Regions from separate parts of the Mus musculus genome. Here region 2 is linked to region 1. Evidence: chromatin loops called from intact Hi-C (ENCODE). Cell type or tissue: gastrocnemius. All regions are shown on one strand. Links, peaks and the distances in the headings refer to the core of each region. The heading gives the core; the rest is flanking DNA.

Region 1 (10,152 bases), core at 1,358-9,357:
ACGGAGCTCTCTGCTCCTGGTTCTGAGAGAGGGGCGCTTTCCGTCGCTTTCTGCGGCTCCGTCGAAGAAGGTTCCCATGGAGGAGGCGAAGCCGGTGCGGTCCTGGGGCTGGAGCGGACTGGACAGCCTCAGTATTTGGTGCAGTCGTAAGAGTAGGGGGCTGCGTGGCGGTAGAGGGACGGCGTAGCTCGATAGGGCAGCTGACAGCTCGCATTGCTCACCTGGGACTCCCCGAGGGACGAGTTGTCCAGTCCTAGCCGGTGCGAGTTGAACATCTCCCGGACGTTGGGGAAAGTTTGCTGTTGGGTTGCAAACGTGTGGCCGGGGAGGTGGCTCAGGTCCCCGCCGTGGTTCAGATACCAGGAGGTGGCCTGGGTGGCGGGCTGCGGCGCGGGAGGGGGCTGCGGGGCGGGCGGTGGCGCCTGCGGGTGGAGGTGGCCGTGATGCTGGTGGTGGTGACCCGAGGCCCCCAACGCGCCCTCCTGACCCGCTGCGAGGTTGAGGGCGCCGAGCGGGGAGCCGGGGCCGCTCGGGTGGTCCGACAGAGCCTCGTCCAGCGCGGGCGGAACGCACACGTGCGCGGGCCGCTCGGCCCCGGTGTACAGACTCATAGCCCGCATACTGCACTGGTAGCCCGCGGAGCCCGCAGCCTCCAGGCCCTGCGCGCACGGCTGCGTGTAAGCGGCGGGTGGCGCTGCGGCGTATGGCAGTGCCAGCGGTGGCACCACCAGGCCGGCGCGCGCGGCCGCTGGGCTCAGATCGCCGCCCGGAGGCGACGTGCGCAGCGTCATGATGGTCTCCACGCTGAAGCCGGGCAGCCCGTTAGGCGCCGCGGCGTGGTGCTCCGGCAGCGAGCCGTCTGGGGAACCTGCGGGCGTGGAGGATGCGCTGCGCGGACTGGCCTGCAGCGCTCCCTCGGGGCTCAGCGTCTCCACCTTGGTGATGACCGGCAGCGCGGGGGACGCCGCCTCGCTCTTAACCACGACTTTCTTCTCGGCCTCCTTGGGCCCGTCAGCTACCGGGGTCCCTGTCGGAGCGCCCTTGGCCGTGGTCGAGGGCGGCTCCTTGAGGTGGGCCCGCTCCTCCTTGTCCTTGGGCACATCCTTCTTCTTGAAGCGCCGCCGCCGCCGCAGGAAGCTGCCATTCTCGAACATGTTGTAGGAGTCCGGGTCGAGCGTCCAGTAGCTGCCCTTGCCCGGCTTCTTGTCGTCGCGCGGCACTTTCACGAAGCACTCATTGAGTGACAGGTTGTGGCGGATGCTGTTCTGCCAGCCCTGCTTGTTCTCGCGGTAGAAGGGGAAACGGTCCATGATGAACTGGTAGATGCCGTTCAGAGTGATCTTCTTCTCTGGCGCGTTCTGGATCGCCATGGTGATGAGCGCTATATAGCTGTAGGGCGGCTTCACCAGGTCCTTGGGCGCCGCGGGCTGGTGGTGGTAGGGCGCGTAGGAGCGGCCCATGCCGGCGCCGTACTGCTCCGGGTGGCCGGAGTAGACGCCCATGGGGCTGGCCATGCCGCCGTAGCTGCCGGCCGCCCGGTAGTAGTTTTGCTCACTCAAATAGGGTACCACTCCCAGGGCGTTGGGGTCCGATACCGAGTAACGCGCCTGCATGCTGCGTCCCAGACGCCCGGTCGCCGCCTGCGCGCACCGACTGCGGCCCGCGGCGAGCGAGGCCCGGAGCAGGAGAGCAGGAAGGGACGGAGCGATGCAGGCAGCCCCGACTCGGGGCAGCCTCGCGGTCCACGCGCGGAAGACGCCGGCGCTCGGGTTCAGCCGACCGGGCGGATCGGCATCCTGAAGGGTGCACGGCAGGCGGCCCCGCTGGCCGCGCACTCTCGGCTTGGCGGGTGGCAGCCCTGAGCTGGCGGCACAGACGCCACGCGCGACCGTGGAGCGACACCAGCCCTTCCGAGTGCTAGAAAAGGAGACAGCGGCTCTCGGGGCCCCGCCAGGAGAACTGCAGCCCGCAGCGTCAGCGAGCTAGGGTCCGGAGAGGCTGCGCGGCCGAGCCCGGAAAAAGAAGCAAAGTCCCTTTTAGGGATTGGGAAAAGTTTCAAAAGTCTTCTGGCTCAAAGCGAGTTTTTACTTTCTTCAGGCCGCGCCCCCTCCAGGAAGTTTGCACCAATCATCTGGCAGCTGCGAGAAGGATGGCACCAATCAAAACGAGGAGCGCCTGAATCCGTCGGCTCTAAGACCCAGATGCTCTTAGCCAGATCTCCCCCCCCCCCAGCTCAAGTTAACTTGAGGACTTTTAAAAATGAGTTACATCTTATAAAATTTTATTTTATTATCACATTTTGTTTAACGAGACCACGTGTCCAGAGCAAAAATTAAAAACCCTGTTCCTTTGGAAAATAAAAAGAAGTTTAGTTTGAAATATAACATCGAATTGATGAAGTTGGGCAGAGATTTGCCCCCAAGACCTTGTAAGTAGGAAAGAGCCTGGAGATTTTTTTTTTATTATTATTAATGGATGAAGAGGCGAATAATTAGATTTCTTAATTATCGGGGCCTAGTTGTAATGGGTTCAGAGCAAACGGACTGAGCGTGTAGGGCCTGTTGAATGCAGTGATGGATAATTCACAGGACGCTTCCAGGTTGAGGAAGAGCCCACAAAGGAGGCCGGGTTGGAGAATTCGGTTCCTCTCCCCTTCACGACGGGGTCGGGCTGGGAGGGAAGGCTTAGTGGGAATGCCAAACTGGGAAGGTAACACCTAAGGAACCATTGGTCCTTCGTCTTCGCTGCTACTTAGGTGATCCATCTGAGTCCTCCAAACAATTTCGTGGGGTTCAGGGAAGCGCGTGAACCCAACTGTTGCTTTCCTGGTCTCCTCTCCCGCATAGACGAGGGCTAGCTTTCCCTGCCATCCATCCCGGCCTCTCCCTTCTCCCCACCTATGAAAGCGCTGTCTGGAGGTTAGGACAAGGCAGCCAGCCCCCGGGAGCTGGTGTCCCCGTTCGGCGTGGGGAGCTCCAAGCCTGCACTCCATCGCCGGCTTCGTCACTGGAAACGCAAAGGAGCGCGGCACTGTGTAGCCTCGGACCCGCTTCCCTAGCTGTTGCCGGGGCCCGGCGTGGGTCCCACTCCGCGGTCAGCATCTTTGGGATCCTGTAAATTGACTGTATTTCAGGCTGTTTGTTTTACTGAGTTTTGATAAGGTGAGCTGAGGACCAGGGGCTCCTTAGAGGGCCTGGTAACTGAAGGACTTTTTTTTTTTTTAATTTTATGCCAACCTTGACGCACAGCGACTCGGAGTTCCCCGACCTTCAAGCGTGCTCCTTCCCTCTAGGAATCCCGGGGACAGTTTGTTTATTTGTGGACTGGTATTTATTCCTTCAACATCTCCAGTCGTCATCGGATCCCTGCTCGGTCCGCTTCCTCAGAAGCACCGAGATGTCCCTACGGAATGGCTCTATGCCTCGCAGAACCTTCTGGAAGTTGTTGGTCCGGTTGGGTAGGGAAGAAGGCGACAGATAAAACATTTGTCTCAGTCTTTCTTCTTCTCCGACCCCCCCCCCACGCCACCACCATAGCCCCCCACCCCCTTTAGATTTTCGGCAAAAGGCTTTGAGAGATTAGAACTCACTGTTTCAGCTTTGGCGGGTGAGGAAACTTTAGTGGCATTGCTTGACGTACCGAAGCAGCAAAATAGGTTTTATGTGTGCTACCTTTGACTCGAGAACCAGAATTTAAAGGACAGGGCTGCACAGGGCCCCCTGACCTGGATGGAGAATCTCGGGAAACACATTTTTGTGGGTGTCCTGGATTCTTTTTTTGACTAATTCCTCTCTCCCCTCCCTTAAAGCAGCAAAGTCAGGCTTCTGGTGCATGTCCGGTGTAGATCTGGGTAGGGGGTTAAGCCTTCCCCTCCCCTCTCAGGGACTCACTAAGAGTTATTGTTCCAATGTCCTTAGTGTGTTTTCGTTCACTTTTTTTTAAAAAAATAACTGTGACAGAAAACGTCTTGCCCCTCATGAAACTCGTGGCAAGTAGTGTTGAATTTTTCTCACGATGTTGCTGAAAATTCCATTCACTGATCAAGAACAACCCCCTCCCCATGGGCTTCCTACAGGGGCACAATTTACTCTGCTTTTATGAGGTGTGTGTGTGTGTGTGTGTCTGTCCCCGTGTTAAACAGCTTTATCAAAGCACGGGGCAGAAACCGAACGCCTCAGACTATGAAATCTAAATTGCCATAAGCCACTTTCTGCCTGCGTATGCCAAATTTAAACCAGTGTCTTCTTAAAAGAACTTTGGTTTAAATTCTCAAATGGATCGACCCACGACCCCTCTCCTAAAGAAAGAGTGGGGGCTCCTGGGGAGGCTCGTTCCTTCGCGCAGGACCTGGCCTCCTTGCTTCTGTGGAGCACTGAGAGAGATGTTTGTTCCGGTTTCTAAAAACAACACTGCACACACACCTGGACTTGGCAGGAACCAGGTCCGGCTCCTGCAGCCAGCAGAGGCCTCAGCTCTCTGAGACTTGCTACATTCTTGCTTATTGCCTGTTCCTTCTCTTCCTTGTCTTGTTGTCAACGAGTCGAAGGCAAATCAGACCCCAGAGGGCCCTGTGTGTTTGTCAAATAATAAGCGATGAAAAGGGCAGGGAGGTGCCTCCCCGGCTTCCCGCCCGGCCCTTCTTCCTCGGCAGGCGCCCTGGCTTCATCACCTGGAGGCGCCTGGCGAATACTCCGTGGGTGGTGGTGCCATCTTGAGGCCGGTTGTGGAACTACTACGGAAAAGGCGGCGGGGAGCAGCGAGGAAAGCCAGTCAGGTTTGGTTCTAATGACGGTGCTGACACCTTGTGGACACCACGACGCTTTGCACTGCAAGAATAAAACCCATAAAGAAGCCAACTGGGCCTGGCGCTTGGCTTATGAAAAGCCATTTTCCGAATGAAGGGACTCTGAGCTCGAGCGTGGCAAACATGGCTCTGGCAAGCCTTACCCTTTTCTCTCATTCCCTCTGCCTGGCTAAAAACTCTTAGATTACATTCCTAACGTTAGCCCTGAAGGTCTATTCCCTTATTTGGCCACTTCCTCCTCCTGAGGCTAAATACCAAGGTCCAGATATCAAAGTTTTGAAGTCTTGCAATCGGAAGCCCTGGTTGCTTCACCTAATCAACTAATGACCACTCAAAACATACTACAGCTCCCTAGCCCGTTCTAACCCGGACCTCCCTTTTTTTTTCTTTTTTAAAGTTACTCCTGCAAGGTCTGCTGTTTTAAAGTTACTCCTGCAAGGTCTGCTGTTTCTCCTCCTGAGTCAGAAAGCGGCTTTTAACCTTTTTTCTCCACCGATTAAAGGATTTCTTTGTGAAAACCGGTGTTTGGGTGCGGTTTGTACCTAATCTGGGGTCCAGGAGGGTGCTCCCCCCCCCACACACACACACTGGCAGGGGTCTCTTTCACTGAAGCTCTGTATTGAGGCTAAGAAACAGAAACATTTTTGAGACTTCTGGAAGTTTCCAGAGAAGCAAGGAGGTTCTCCCCGTGGCTGGCTAGAAGGCTGGATTCACCCCACAGGGCTGTTTAACAAATTGGCCTCTACTTGCAGAGCTGTGTTGTGGAGAAGAGCTGTGGAGTTGAGCAGAGAGCTGACTATTCAGATGTGTGATGAAAGCCAGGTCTGGAGACTTCTGCCTTTCAGGCCCAGCCTGGACCAAGGCAGACAAGCTAGAAGCAGATTTTGTTCTCAACTCTCTGTTCAGCATCCTCTGGGCCCAGGAGATGCCTTCTGTTTTAAAAACCAGATAGCAAAAGAGTCCCAGGTTCCCAAAGGCTTCTTGAAAACTGGCCCGTGGAATAGACAGGGGCAGAGGAACCCCCTTCCCTTGGAGACAGGGTCTCTCTATGTAGTAGACCTGGCTGGTCTGGAACTCACAGAGATTCAGAGATATGTTTTCTTAGTGCCGGGATTAAACATGCACACCACACCCCAGCATCGGAGCTGCTGTTGGTTGGTTGAGTGATTGAGACAGCATTTCTCTGTCTGTGTAGTCCTGGCTGTCCTGGAACTCTCTGTAGACCAGGCTGGTCTCAAGCTTAGAGATCTGCCTGCCTCTGCCTCTTGAGTGCTGGGACTAAAGGTGTGCCCCACCACTGCCTCGCCTCAGAGCTACATATTTTTTTTTAGATTATTTATTTATTTATTTATTTAATGTATATGAGTACACTGTTGCCCAGAAGAGTGAATCAGATCCCATTACAGATGGTTGTGAGTCACCCTGTGTTGCTGGGAATTGAACTCAGGACCTCTGGAAAAAACCTTTCTCGGGACAAAAGTCTCACTTCTTGATGGGTCCTAAGTCATTTTAGTGAGAATTTTCTAGAAGTAGCCACAGTAAAGGAAAGGGTGGGGATAGGAGTTACAAGACATTAAAGATCCCAGAGACTCCATGCCACGTTTGATGCCACATGGCAGAAAGCATAACAAAGGGCAGGTCTGAGGCATTTGGAATCCAGAGTGTGCCCTGGACAGCCGTCTTCCCCAGGTTGAGATTCCTGAGTGAGATAGGACTTGTGCTCAGATAAGAACACGCCCTGCCTGTAGCAAGCACATGTCAAAATATTTAGAGCTAATGTCACAGCCTCTGCAACTTTTAAAGTATTTGAAAAGGGTTGTGTCATGGAGCAGAGCAATTGCCAGGCACTCGGGGCCCTGATTTCCATCCCAGCGCTTTGGAAGAAGACAGGGATAGAGGAAGGGAAGGAGGAAGGAGAGAAGGAAGTGGGGGGGGGGGAGAAAGAAGCAAAGGGTGGAGGGGAAGGGAGGGGAAAGTAAGTACTTGACTAGTGATGGGTGGGACTTTAGCCTGTTTTCAATAAATACTCTGACAAAGGAAATTTCAGCTCACAGTTCCTCAATTTTCAGCAGTAGTGGCAATGTGGCGGGAGGGGGACAGAGACACGACAGGAACTACACACTATAGCCACAGTGAAGGGAGCCAGGGTGACCACCTGGGGGCTGGTGTTCAGCTCTGCTCTGTTTCACACAGTCCAGGACCCCAGTCAGGGAATGTGATGCCCACCACAGTGTTGGATCCTCCCCCCCACTACCCACCCCCAATTAATGCCTCCAAGATAATCCCCCCACACACAAGTTCCCAGTCCCCTCTCCCAAGTGAGCCTAGAGTCTGTCAAACTGACAGTGGACACTAAGTATCACAGCTGACAGAAATAGGAAGCCGGAGTCTCATGAATGTAACAAAATGTATCAAAATGTAACAAAATAGGGGCTTTTGAACTTAGTGCCTCCATTGTAGCAGCCCTGAGATTTTTCTGTAAATTAGGAAAATTTTAAAAATCAAAATATCATTATAATTCTGAAAATAGAACAGAAATGAGGCAGAGAGTAAAGGTCTTTCCACCCCAGTCAGTGGATGGAGAATGTTCAAGAACCTCCTAGGGTCCCCTCTCCCACTGCTCTGGGATTTTCTAAGACTCAGGCCATGAATAGCTGAGAGCTGTACTCAACCTCCCCAGTTTGGACTAGTGTCTCAAAGTGACAAGAAGATGGATTCTGGGACAATAAGATGCACATGGACTGGGCAGAGCCGGGGCACGGTGGGGATCAAGCCACTGCCTGGACATGGCACCTGCTTTACCTTTAGGAGTGACAAAGCCAGGATCACGGTCACTTTGCTTCAGCCAGGACCATCTCCAGGCCCATCGCACCCGCTGAGTCTTTGCCGTCCATCACATTATCACATTCAGGTACTTGACACGCGCGGCCCTTTACCCTCTTCCATTTTTTTCCAGCTACGCCAGTTCAGTGTGGTGGGAACTGCTTGTATCTGCTGCCAGGCCACACTACAGCAGAAGGAGAGGGAATCTGGGCAGGCTAGACGCCATGTTGTTAGGATCTCTTCCTATTTTAATTAAAAAATGTTTTGCATTTATGTGTCCGGGGGAGGGGGACACGCACCAGGTTGACTGTGCTGAGGTCATAGGGCAGCTTCCAGGAGTCAGAAGTCAGCTCTGTCCTTCCAACATGTAGGTCCTGGACTCTGAGGTCTTGCCTCATAATCCAAAATAAATAAATAAATAAATAGATGATTGTTAAAACCCTGCTGGAGAGGTGTCCTCTCCTCTTCCAGGGAAGCATGTTTAATCTAAGAGAGGGTTTCAGGGGACTGGGGGGGGGGGGCAGCCTGGTGTCCATGCAGAAGGTGCTGTGAAAAGTCCAGATCCCAGTCCTTTCTCTGAGGACAATCTGACAGTAATGATAATTCTAGGAATCAGAGGACACCGGACAGGACACTGCTCCATGATTCAGTCAGAGGCATTTGGAGTTAGAAAGGGCTCAGTCAGTAAAATGCTTGCCTTGTCAGAGGCACCCATGTTAAAGTTTAAAAATAAAAATCTGGGTATGTCAGTGTGCACTTGAAAATCTAGCAAAGACAGGCTGATTCCTGGCAGTGGGTCAGAAAACAAGCTGGGTGGCTCTTGAGGGTGTCACCAGCTTCTTCACACCTGCACACATAGGAAGCATGACTCCAAAACACACACACACACACACACACACACACACACACACACACACACGCAAGAACATGCAAGCTGAGGTGCGGTGACACTGGGCTGTACTCCTAGCACATGGGAGTTTGGGAGGTTGAGGCAGGAGGATTGTGAGTTCAAGGTCAGGACAGAGTACAACCCTGTCTCAAAACACCTAAAGGAACAGGAAGAGACAGAAGAAAGGAAGAAATGAGGGAGGAAGAGGAAGAGAAAAAGGAAGCTGGGGTTGGGGAAGGGCAGGAAAGGCAAACATTAGCCAGGCATGGTGGCTCACAACTTCACAGCCCTTGGGAGAAGAGACAAGTGGGTCTGTGGTTTCAAGGCCAGCCAGGGCTGCATAGTCAGACCCTGTCTCAAAAAAAAAAAAAAAAAAAGTGTACTAATCATTTTGGTGATTAGTGGGCAGGAAGGACTGAGTGCTAACAATCTCTAACCAACCGGGGAATCCGTGAAGATGGCACCCATGACGCCACCTTTCTCAGGTACAGGGCAGTTCAGGGAAGCCTTGTCTGTTCAAGGTGCAAAGGCAAAGCTGCAAAACAGACACTAGCTGCCCTTACATCCCCCAATCAGACAATAGCTGCCCTCACATCCCCCAATCAGAGGCTAGGATGTGTGGAGCTGAGTGGCCAGTGCAGACTTGTACATCCTTAGCCCAACAGATGCTCCAAATGCACAGTATGCTGACTACAAGCATTGGGAACACACACACACACACACACACACACACACACACAAAATCGACCAAGCTGTCCCTGACTTACAACCCTCTTCATTTCAGGAGTGCCTTTCCTTTATAAACAGTCTTTATTTTTATGTCTAACCACGTGTTCCTGGTACAATTCATGGTACAGAAAAGAAAGTTGGAAACCCTAGATCCACTCCTATAAACAGGTTTCCTTGTTAACCTTGAATTTCAAGGGATGTTTCTATAGGTACTATACATACTCGCACACACACACACAGAGCTTGTGAAGCTCAAAAGACAACTTTCGGGAGTCATTTTTCTCCTTTTACCCTGTGTGGGTCCTGAGAATCGAACTCAAGTTGTCAGGCTTAGCAACAAGCGCCTTTATCTCGCTGAACCATCTCGTCCGCCCTAGAGTGTTATATGTTCCATACGGTATAAATGTATGCGTGTTGTGTGCGTGTGTGTCTCGGGAAATCCTGGGCATCCGCGTTGCAAGGCAGTTCCAGCGGTGACCTCTGGTCCTCTAATGCGTCGGTGCTACTACTGCAGGGAACCCCAAACCCAGAACGGGAGTCCGCCCACTGCACCAACCGCGCGTGCGCGAACCTTGCGGGTCACTAGCTTCAGTGCGCAGGTGCAGCACGAAGCGCTGGCGTCTGGCGTCACTAGCGCGCGGGGACATGCTACGGGGCGTCGCTCGGTGACGTGTTAGCCATGGAGACCCAGGAGGGTGAGGAAGACCGAGGGTGATGGGGAAACCGAGGCTGGGACGGCGCGGTTGTTCCCGTGGTCCGCATGCGTGGGGGAGGACGCGGCTCGGCCTGGTACGGCTGGGACGCCGAGGCTGGCAGCCGGGAGGGAGGATCAGTCCCATCCTCGCCTTGCTTGGCTGGACAGGTTTTAGCCAGCCAGGCTGGGGAGGTCGCGCAGCGGCGGCGAGCA
Region 2 (10,152 bases), core at 1,064-9,063, 400 kb before region 1:
GATGGCGGTAGCCTTCATTCCGAGGTGGCTTTAGGTGTGTGCCTGGGAAGTTTCCAGCTTCCAACTGTCAGGTTCCAAGTCTGGTTATGAAATGTGAAATGTTTCATGTCACTTGCAAGAAAGGAAAAAGCAAACACCTACTTTTCACCAGGAGTTAGAGAAGTGCAGCCAAACCTTGGGCTGCTGGGGAATGTTTATTGACTGTAGAAAGCAAATAAGTGGAAATTTCTAATCCTTCCTTTAAATGAAGGCTCCAGCCTCTCACTTTTAGAGGAATAACCCTTTACTTTCTGATTTGTTCAACAGCCTACCAACTCACCTACCACGCAACTACTATTCCACCCATCCCCCTACCCATTCCCACTTCCTCCCACCCATCTACCTAGACTCCTACCCTCCCACCAACTTATATACACTCCCACTCATCCATCCATCCATCCATCCATCCATCCATCCATCCATCCATCTACCCACCCATCCATCCACTGACTGACGTTCTTTTCTTCCAGCTTATCCATCCACCCACCCATTTATCCACCTACACCCAACTCACTCATCCACCCGCTTTGCCATCTAGGTGCATCATCTCCGCACCTTGTCCTAGTTAGGTGGCTATACCATGGTACAGTTACCTCTAAAATGCTGGGGTCTTCTGTTGCAACTGGGTTGTATTTTCACCAGTAGGCTTTCCTGTGCTCTCTTCATGATGCCAAGTCTCAACTTCTCTGCATGACTGCTTCAGTCCCGGGCCTTCAAATGCCACCGAGGCTGCACCTTTATCAATGGCCTCTCCTTACCTCTCACAGTGCCAGGCCTCAGTTGCTCTCCATGACCCCTTCATGACTTTAAAACCAGTACCACCTGGGTGATTCTTACACTACCAAGTTTGTCTGCTGCTGAATATGAGGTACAACCTTGGCCACCATGGAACACAGCTTATGTGTGCTGACTCTCAGGAGACACTTCTTATATTTTTGGTTGTGAGCCTAGCCTTTAACGGCTGAGCCATCTCTCCAGCTCAGAAGGTTCACTTCTTAATCATCACTAATTTCTCAGTTCTAGCTGACCAGCATCAATTGTCCCAGTAATACAAAAGTTTCACTTCAAAGGTGTTGACATCACAGCTGTCTCTTCAGCCCTAGCTGATGAGAACTACAGAATTTTAATTCAAAATAACAAATATGGTAACAGCCCTGATAGTCTTTAAATGGCTTCCAAACTTCTGTCTGGAACTTTACAGGCCAGGGCTCCTTTATTTGTATTTCTGTCAATATCCTCACAGAACAGCTCACCAAGCATTGAACACTCAATGGCTTTTTCATACCCTAAATTCCAAAGTCTTTCCCCACTTCTCCCCAAAACAACATGGTCAGGTCTGTCACAGTAATACCCCACTTCTGGTACCAATTTTTGTCAAGTTAGGGTTACTTATTCCTGTGATGAAACACCATGACCAAAAGCAATTTGTGGTGGAAAGGATTTATTTGGCTTACGCTTTCATGTCACTGTTTATCACTGGAGGAAGTCAGGACATGAACTCAGAAAGGACAGAAAACAAGGAAGCAGGAGCTGATGCAGAAGCCTCCATGCAGAGGAAGAAATATTCATCATCAACTCCTAAATACATATCCATTGTTACTGATCCATCCATCCATCCATCCATCCATCCATCCATCCATCCATCCACCCACCAATTCTATCATCCATCTATTACCCATCAATCCATCATCCATTCATTCTTTCTACCTATTCTATTTATTCATCCATCTATCTGTCCACCTATCTACCTATCCACTGATCATCCATTCATCAACCATCCTCCATCCATAACCCATCCTCCATTCATCATCCATCCATCCATCCATCCATCCATCCATCCATCCATCCATTGTCCATTTATCCATCCATCTATCATCCATCCATCCATCCATCCATCCATCATCCATCCATCCATCTCTCCATCATCCATCCATTAATTCACTTTGCTGGTGAAAGTGCTATTATAAAGGCAACATGGAAATTCATTACCCACTTGGTGAGGCAGCACACCCTTGAAATCCCAGCATCCTGAAGGCAGGGGAATCACTGGTCTGAGGCTTCAGTCAGGGTTGTTCTTAGTCTACACTGGGTGACTGGTACCTAGTGTCTCAGGGCTTTTAAAGGAGATGCTGAAGAAATTGTCCTCCGTGGAAGGCAGGCCTCAGATGATGGATCTCACCTTCCTCCTGGGGACTCACCTTTCACGTGTCTTTGCCTTCCTGTGTGGGGGGCAGTGGGAGAGAAACTGGGAAGCTTCAGATCCACAAAATGCAGCCAGGCCAGGGACTGATCCACGTCTATGTGGGCTGAGAAGTTGTTGAGCAGATTAGTGGGCTGTGGGGGAGGAATGGAATAAGGACCATCCCCCATGGTGGCTTCTGACCTCCCCCTGCTACTCTCCATCCTATTGGCTTCCCATTGCCTCCTTGGTCACAGATGCTCCTCTGAGCCAGGACCCATAATCTCAAGCAAAGCAGGAAAATGGATAATTCCATCAGCTGATACGTATTTAAATATTCCATGGGCACTTTGGGGTGCTCCTTGAGGGGGATTTGAGCATAAGATCTAAGACTCTTGCAGTCAGTGTGATGTCAAGGGTGACTAAAGATTGTTTCCTGGCAGTCTCACCAGCTGAGTTGCTCAGGGTCTTGCCAAGGTCAGATCCAGAGGTGAAAATACTCGTATAGGCTAAATGTGCAGTGCAGATATGGGACCATGAGACCACTCTGCAGCGCTGGCTGTATGTGGCCCTTGATTCTTTTTTTTTTTTTAAATAAAAAAAAGGTAAGTTTATTTTTCCTGACTTCTTTTTGCCAGATAAACTCTGCCTCAGTGGCTGGGAGGGGACTGCCCTGTAGAGGGAGACTGGCTGAGGGTTGTTGCACAGATGAAGACTTACAGTTGCAAAGCCAACTGTTGGGTTACTAACTTCCTGAGAGTCCCACAAGGGAAATTGCCCCCTGCATCTTTAGTCCCTGCATCTTTGGTCCCTGTATGTTTGGCTCCTGCATCTTTGGTCCCTGCATGTTTGGCTCCTTCATGTTTTGCCCCTCCATCTTTGGTCCCTGCATCTTTGGCCCCTGTATCTTTGGTCTCTGCATCTTTGGCCCCTGAATCTTTGGTCCCTGCATCTTTGGGGTCTCATGTGAGAAATGAACTAATGAGCCTGGGAAGTCCCCTGTTCATTCTGGCACTGACTAGAAGTCAGGAGCAGGCTAGACCTGCACAGTGGCCTTGTGTGTCCTCTTCAGAGCCCTGCTGAGCAGACATTCAGATTTGGTCAAAGATGTTGGTAGAAGCCTCTTAACCCCCTGCTCAGGGCTCATCACAAATCTACCGGCACCGAAAGTTACCAGATGCCAGTCCTGTGTTAGTGTTGATGGGTCAATGGCAGTTTCCTGTGTGAAAACCAACAGCTTAGTCTCACGGTGTGGCAGTCTGTTTTGAGCATGGTGACTCTCCACACGCAGGGTAAAGACTTATCTACACCCAGTTCCTGCCTCTGGCCTTTGGATATTGTTGCTGACATGACACTCTGAATCGTTCACCCCTCTCTCCTCTTACTTTTTAAACTATTTCCTATCAGCACCCACAATCCTTTGCTTCTAGTTCTGCTCTAGGCATTGTGTGTATGGTGTATGTGTATGTGTGTATGCGGGTATATGTGCATGTACACATGTAGGTAGAGGACAGAGGAGGATGCCACGTGCGTGTCTTTACCTCTCTCAACAACAATTTATTTATCTCTTTATTTTTCACTCACTTATTTTTATTTTGTGTGCATATGTCTGCACATGGTAGAGGCCAGAGAACAATCTGTGGGAGTTGGTTCTTCTACCATTTGGATCCCAAGGGTCAAACTCAAGTTTTGAGGTTTGGAGGCAAGGGCTTTTACTGATGAGCACTCTCTCCTCCTCCTCCTCCTCCTCCTCCTCCTCCTCCTCCTCTTTCTTCTTCTTCCTTTCTTAAAAATACATTTATTTTTATTTCTGTGAAGATCTGTTTTGCCTGAATATATGTCTGTGCACCATGTCTATTCCTGTTGCCCAGAGGCTAGAAGAGGGACTCAGATTCTCTGGAGCTAGAGTTAGAAATGGGTGTAAACTGTCATGTGGGTGCTGGGAATTGAAGCTGGGCCTCAGAAGAGCAGAAGTGCTCTCAACCAATGAGCCATCTCCTCAGCTCCCTTTTGGCATCTTTTAAAGATTGTATCAGATAGCCCAGGCTGGCCCTGGCCAGGGCTCAGGAAGAGTGTTCCTTGTAACTCACCATGGTATGTGCACGCAGTCTCACTAGGACCCTGGGTTGATTCTGCATCTGTCTCCGGTACCAGGCCTCGTACCTGCAGCGAGCTGAAGATGTTCCTCAGTTTCCTGGGAACAGTGAGATGGGCTGAGGTGAAGGAAGCTTGGGTGAGGGATACAAGCTGAGGATGGCTCTGTCCCACAGGGTGGAGCCAATTTCTGTTCGTTTCCCTAACTATAGGGTAAGAGAAGAGTCACACATGTCCAGGGGCCAGGGGGAAGGTCTGAGTATCCACTGGAGGTTGGGGAACGGCTCAGGGTCTGGGCACTTGAGGAGCAAACCCTCTGATTCTATCCCATAGCAAGACCCCTGGATCTCTGCCCCCAAACCTCCCCTCAGTTCCCCTACCTGTTCTACACCCCAAGGGCTACTCTGATGTCCCTTGTGCTCCATGCCCCCCTCATGAGAGTATGCTCCTAGTAGCTGAGTCCTAGCTCGCACACTCCCAGTCTGCCTGCTTCACAGGGAGTTGAGCATACTGACATACAGCTAACATTATACAATGACACAGGGACATTCCAACACCATGTGTAGCCATTTACCCCTCTTCCTGTCACAGAAACATCTCAGTCCTTGGCTATCACTACTCTGCTTTCTCTGGGCTCGTCTGTTCTGAGCGTTGTGTATCATTCAAGACATGACCTTCTGTGTCTGGCTTCTTCCTTCAGGGTCATGCTTCACTCGCATGGCAGTGTGTGCCAGCACTGCCAGCCAAACGCTCTCACCCTCTCCTGTATACTCTGTCCTAGTATACAACTATACTGAATACTGTGTACTCTATACCTAGTATAGAGCTAGGGCAACGCTAGTTAGTAGCTCTGGTCTCCAGGCCAGCAGCAGGGGTTTTCTGTAATCTGGTCACATTAGGCTAGACGTTGCTGTCCTGCACCTGATCGCCAGAAGGTGGCGCTGTCTCCCGCTTTATGGACACAGGTGTAGGACTCAGACTACTGAAAGGTAAAATGAAGTAACGGGGCTTTAGGCCAACGGAAGGAAAAAAATCATAATAAAAAAATAGAAATGGGTTCAGGTCTCTGCCCGGGACGGTGGGACGGTGCACTAAGTTCTGAGGCCCGTTTGTTTTAGAAGAGATTTTTGCTCAGCATTGGTTGGGTACCTGTGGGAAGGCTCAGACCAGCTTGAGTCCCTCACCCGGGCTTCCTGTCCCTCAGAGGTACTGAAGCACATCACTGAGCACAGCGCAGGCACACGGCCTGGCACCCGAGCTTCAGACACGCACCGGTTTCCTACCCCCAAAGGCAGATACAGGCGTCTGGGCAGCGCAGACACAGGTATACATACATGCTCCGTGGCTGGAGGTTTCATGGGGGCTGCAGACAGGTGTGTGAATAGCATCTGCAGCTCTGACACACCTGGGGTACTCAGGCTGGACCTTCCTTGAGGATCTGAGGGGAGGGGGCATCATGGCTGTTTTTCATGGTTCCCTCCAGGTCTGGACAGAGAAGCCCGTTAGAAGATGTCACACAAGGGCAAATAGGAGCCTTTCCTTGTGTCTGGAAAAGGTATGGTAAGCTGAGGGACAGCCCAGGCAAAGGTAGAGAGGAGGAGAGACCCAGCCAGGGGCCAGAGAAGGGCCATTTGGAGGAAGAGAGGCTGTGGACACCTTTGACTTCTGGCTGTGTTTTTCAGAGTGACTTCTCACCAGAGTGGAGGGTACCTGTCCAGCAAGGACTGAGTGCGTAGCTCCAGACACTCTGCATCCAGGGCATCCCTGTGGTTTCCTGTTTAAGAGGTCAGGTCTGGGAGCAGTCATCCTGTTCAGGGGACCCCTGGCTGCTTAGGCCTCCTTGGGGATCACTCCTGACTTGATTTCCCCTACCTCTGCCCAAGGCTAGGTCTGTGGAATCTCCAGGGCTGTATCTGGAGGGCTGGGTGGATCATTCTGGAAGCTGCTGGCTAATCTCTGTAAATTAGTACAGGGGGCTCAGGACCCCTGTAGCTTCTGTCTTCCTTGGCTTCTTCTGGATGGTCAGCTACAGTGGTGACTACTGTCCTGGGAGGCGGGGGACGGGGGTGGGCTTTGGATCTAGCTCTGAACTCACATCCACACATCCACGTGTACACAGACCGGCACACACACATGTGCACATATATGCACACACATGCAGATATGTATGTCTGGGTCTTCAGACTGCTATTTGGCTTTCTATTGGGAGGTTGATGTCAGCTGTAGCTAGGGTGGATTTACCAGGGACAGTACCAGACTGTAGGGGCAGCACGGGGTGTGGGGTAGGAGGCAGCGGGGCAGGAGTGTCTCCAGGTGAGGCACAGGCAAACTGTCCCTGAGCAGGACCCCAGCTCTGGCAGTCAGGAGGAGGTGGAACCTGGAAGAGCTTGCAGGTTTAGTCAACACCCGGAAGTCGTTAAAGTGAAAGGGACCCGGCAGCCCTTCCCTGAGCAGCCCTGCTAAGCACCTCACAGTGTGGCTTTTGTTCAGGGGTCTAGAGTGTAAAATCAGAGTGGCAGGCCCACGCTGCTCACATAGACCATTTCCTGGCTTGCCTCAGCTATGGCCACTCAAGTGACAGTCTGTAATCCCAAATGTCCCCTCCCCTGGCTGCACCTCAAGTTCACAGCAAGAGGCCCCCATCCCCAGCCAATCTCCCTCACTTCTTCAGAGGCTGTGAAAGGCTATTTGTGTAACACACTCCTGTGTATCTGTGATCCGCAGGGCCTTCCTGCGCGCACACGTGAGGGAGCTTTGTTCGACAGGATGCCTTCTTGGTTTTTGGTGTGGTACAAATATCTTTTCTCTCGTTCCTCGAGTGCCCCCATTTCTGTTACTGCTGCGGGAGCTACAGTCTCCATGTTTGTTCTGTCTTTGTTTGTGTGGTGGAACTGATTCCACCGCTGATGGCAGCTGCCTTTTCCCTATTATTGAAGGTTTTGTTTTAAAAAAATATTTATTTACTTATTTATTCGCATTTTGACAGGATCTTGTCAAGCATCCCAGGTAGGTTGTATGAGTGCTAGGACTCTGGACACCTAGTGAATGGATTTAATTTTTTTTTTAACTTTTAAGTTAGCACGTAGGATTATCAAGGTGGCTCAGTTAAGTAAAGGCATTTGCTGACAGGTCTGCCAACCTGAGCTCCATCCCTGGGACCCCAGCCACAAGGTGGAAGGAGAGGGCTGACCCCCTGGAGTTGTCCTCTGGATTTCCACACACGGGCTGTGTGTGTTTCTGTCCTCAATAGGTACAGACAAAATATTGGATTTTATATGGCATTTTCAAACAAATGATGTCTTTGTTGATCCTTCTTCTCGACTCGAGTAATTTTGTATGTGTGGTACATGTATGTGTTTGTGTGTGTGTGGTATATGTATGTGTTTGTGTGTGTGGTGAATGCATGTGTTTGTGTATATGGCAAGCATGTATGTAGATGTGTATTGTACATGGAAGCCATGGATCGATATCCATTGTCTCCTTCAGTTATTCTCCACCTTATATATTAAAAAAAATTACTACCTTTATATATATATATATACGAATACATATCTATGTATATATCTATATCTGTATCTGTATCTATCTATCTATCTATCTATCTATCTATCTGTCTCTCTCTCTATCTATCTATCTATCATGTGTAGAGGTCAAAGGACTTGGGAATTGGGTCTTTCCTGTTGTGGAATCCCGGGATTGAAACTCAGGTCTCTAGGGTTTGTGGCAAGCCCCTTTAGCATGCTGGTCCCACCTTATTTTGTGAGACAAGGTTTCCCTGAACCTGGAGCTCTCTGATTTGGCAAGACTGTCTGGCTAGTGAGTTTCAGGGACCCGCCCATCACATCCAGTTCTTTATGTGCGTGCTGGGGATCAAACTCAGGTCCTCTGCTTGTGTGGCAAGCGCTTTACCCACTGAACCACTGCCCTAGCCCCTAGTTAAGCTCGTCATAGAAAGATGAACATGAGGTACCTAAAACACAGCGCTCGAGGCTTTGTTTTGTTGTTTGGAAACATTGTAACGTTTGGAGAAGGCCATTGTGATCTTTGGAGACTGGCGTTGTGAGACGGCAGGTTTTAAGCTGTCAGGGTGGTTCTTCTGATGAGAGTACTCAGACACATCAAACCATCACTTACGGTTTGTGTCCTGCATGAGGGCCTCCTAAGGAAGGATCGCTCCGTGGCTAAGACAGCAGGCGAGAGACTGCAAGCCAGCACATGCTGGAGACACTGTGTCTCTGAGAGAAGTCTTGCGCATCAGCTCAAGCTGCTCTGAGGCCTCCATGGGCTCTGATACCTGGCTGAGACTGTGATGGGCTGTGTGGTGGTTGGTCAGTATGCTGAGTCAGGGCCAGCTGTGAAACCGTCACACGCCAACCTGGTTGTCACTGCTGTGGCCTGTTGGCTTTCTGTATGGCATAGAGCTTTTCTCTGGAGGAGTAGACCTCATCTAGTCAGGTGACAACCTCTAAGTAAGGGCCAGACGTCCCCAAGGTGGAAGATCCCTGGTTGGACAGCCACACAGCACCTGCAGTGTTCCCAGCCTGTGCAGCTCCGGCTTGTGGGCCTCCCAAGTCACAGGCTAATTTCTTCATTTCTTCCTACTGGCTCTCTCTGTCCTGGAGCCTTCGCTGACATCAGATGTGAGGACAGGGTCCCCAGGGTGTGAAGCACTCGAGAGTGGCAGCCTGGTTTACTGAGCTTCTACAGATGTGCACTTGTGGGCTGTGGGCTGTGAATGCTAACACAGGACATACTGTCACACAGGAGTTCCCCTGCAGGAGGATCTGCACCCCAGCAGATACATGTCATAGTGCCTGCATCTGCAGCCGCAGCAGTTCTGGGTAAGGGTGTCTCAGCAGGGGTGACTTCTCATGGACAAGCCCCATTTGTATGCAGGGGCTCAAGGGTGGTTCAGGACACTTCACCGGGCTTCTCCCCAACCCGCTTTCATGGGCGCTAGAAGCAGTGGTTGATCCAGGACTCAGGGGAGGAACAGGGGTCACACAGCTCCCCCCACTTTCCACTGTCACACATAGACATATGATTTGTCCTAAGAGGACTGCTGTTGCTCTGGGGCCACATGGAGCAGGTTCTACCTCTTGCTTTTGGCTGGACCCTGGGGCTCTATGGGTCTTGTACGTGGGAGAAGGTGTGTGTGTGTGTGTGTGTGTGTGTGTGTGTGTGTGTGTGTGTGTGTATGAGCTAGGTCCAAGAAAGCAGATTCAAAGGTACTGGGTCAGGGGAGAGGTTCCTTCTAGGGGTTTTGAGGTCTGTTGCATGCTCAGGCTATGCCCAGTGTGACACAGTCTCCTGCTGCTGAGGAGAAGGAGTAGAACTCTTGGCTCAGTCCCCAGCACCAGGCCTGCCACGCTTCCCGCCATGGTGATAATGGACTGAACCTCTGAACTGGAAGCCAGCTCCAATTAAAGCCATTTATAAGAGCTGTCGTGGTCATGGTGTCTCCTCAAAGCAACAAAACCCTAACTAAGACAGAGGGCTCTCTGCAGAAGCACGGGGCATAAGCTTAGACCCCAGCTCCTGGGAACAGCCAGGTGTGATGGCACATTCTTATGACAGCAGTGCTGGGCAGGCAGAGACCAGATCCACAGGGCTCACAGGACTGCTAGTCTAGGCAAGATGGCAGGCTCTAGGTTGAGACCCTGTCTTAAAAAAAGAGAGAAAAAAATAAGTGGAGAGGGTAGGCACACACAGGCAAGCATCCCTGCACACATGAGCAAGTCTAAAAACAAGATGGCAAATAACTTTGATTTATTTATTTACTTTATGTATATGAGTACACACTGTAGCTGTACAGATGGTTGTGAGCCTTCATCTGGTTT

Evidence for each region. Hi-C counts contacts between places; a loop is a spot of excess contacts. Peaks named below come from ENCODE experiments on the same cell type or tissue, not always from the same donor. Only the 100,000 strongest peaks of a DNase experiment are listed, where the experiment ranks them.
Region 2: it touches region 1 in a loop (14-fold over the local background); 41 of 42 quality-filtered maps call a loop at or near these places.

What each region holds. Positions count from the first base shown.
Region 1 is chr8:121,108,076-121,118,227 of GRCm38, reverse strand. It overlaps Foxc2 (forkhead box C2), which reads right to left and starts at 2,057. Exons shown (of 1, transcript NM_013519.2): 1 at 1-2,057. The coding sequence starts at 1,613. The coding sequence ends at 129. It overlaps Mthfsd (methenyltetrahydrofolate synthetase domain containing), which reads left to right and starts at 9,891. Exons shown (of 9, transcript NM_001372381.1): 1 at 9,891-9,940. The coding sequence starts at 9,925. In gastrocnemius, for the core only: a CTCF peak has its summit at 4,749 (motif pointing left); DNase peaks (open chromatin) are centred at 2,101 and 4,733; H3K4me3 peaks cover 1,062 bases; H3K27ac peaks cover 1,043 bases.
Region 2 is chr8:121,508,718-121,518,869 of GRCm38, reverse strand. No RefSeq gene overlaps it. Among named protein-coding and RNA genes, the nearest start is that of 1700018B08Rik, 31 kb to the left of the region's middle. In gastrocnemius, for the core only: no CTCF peak of the experiment used is centred there; DNase peaks (open chromatin) are centred at 5,243 and 6,923.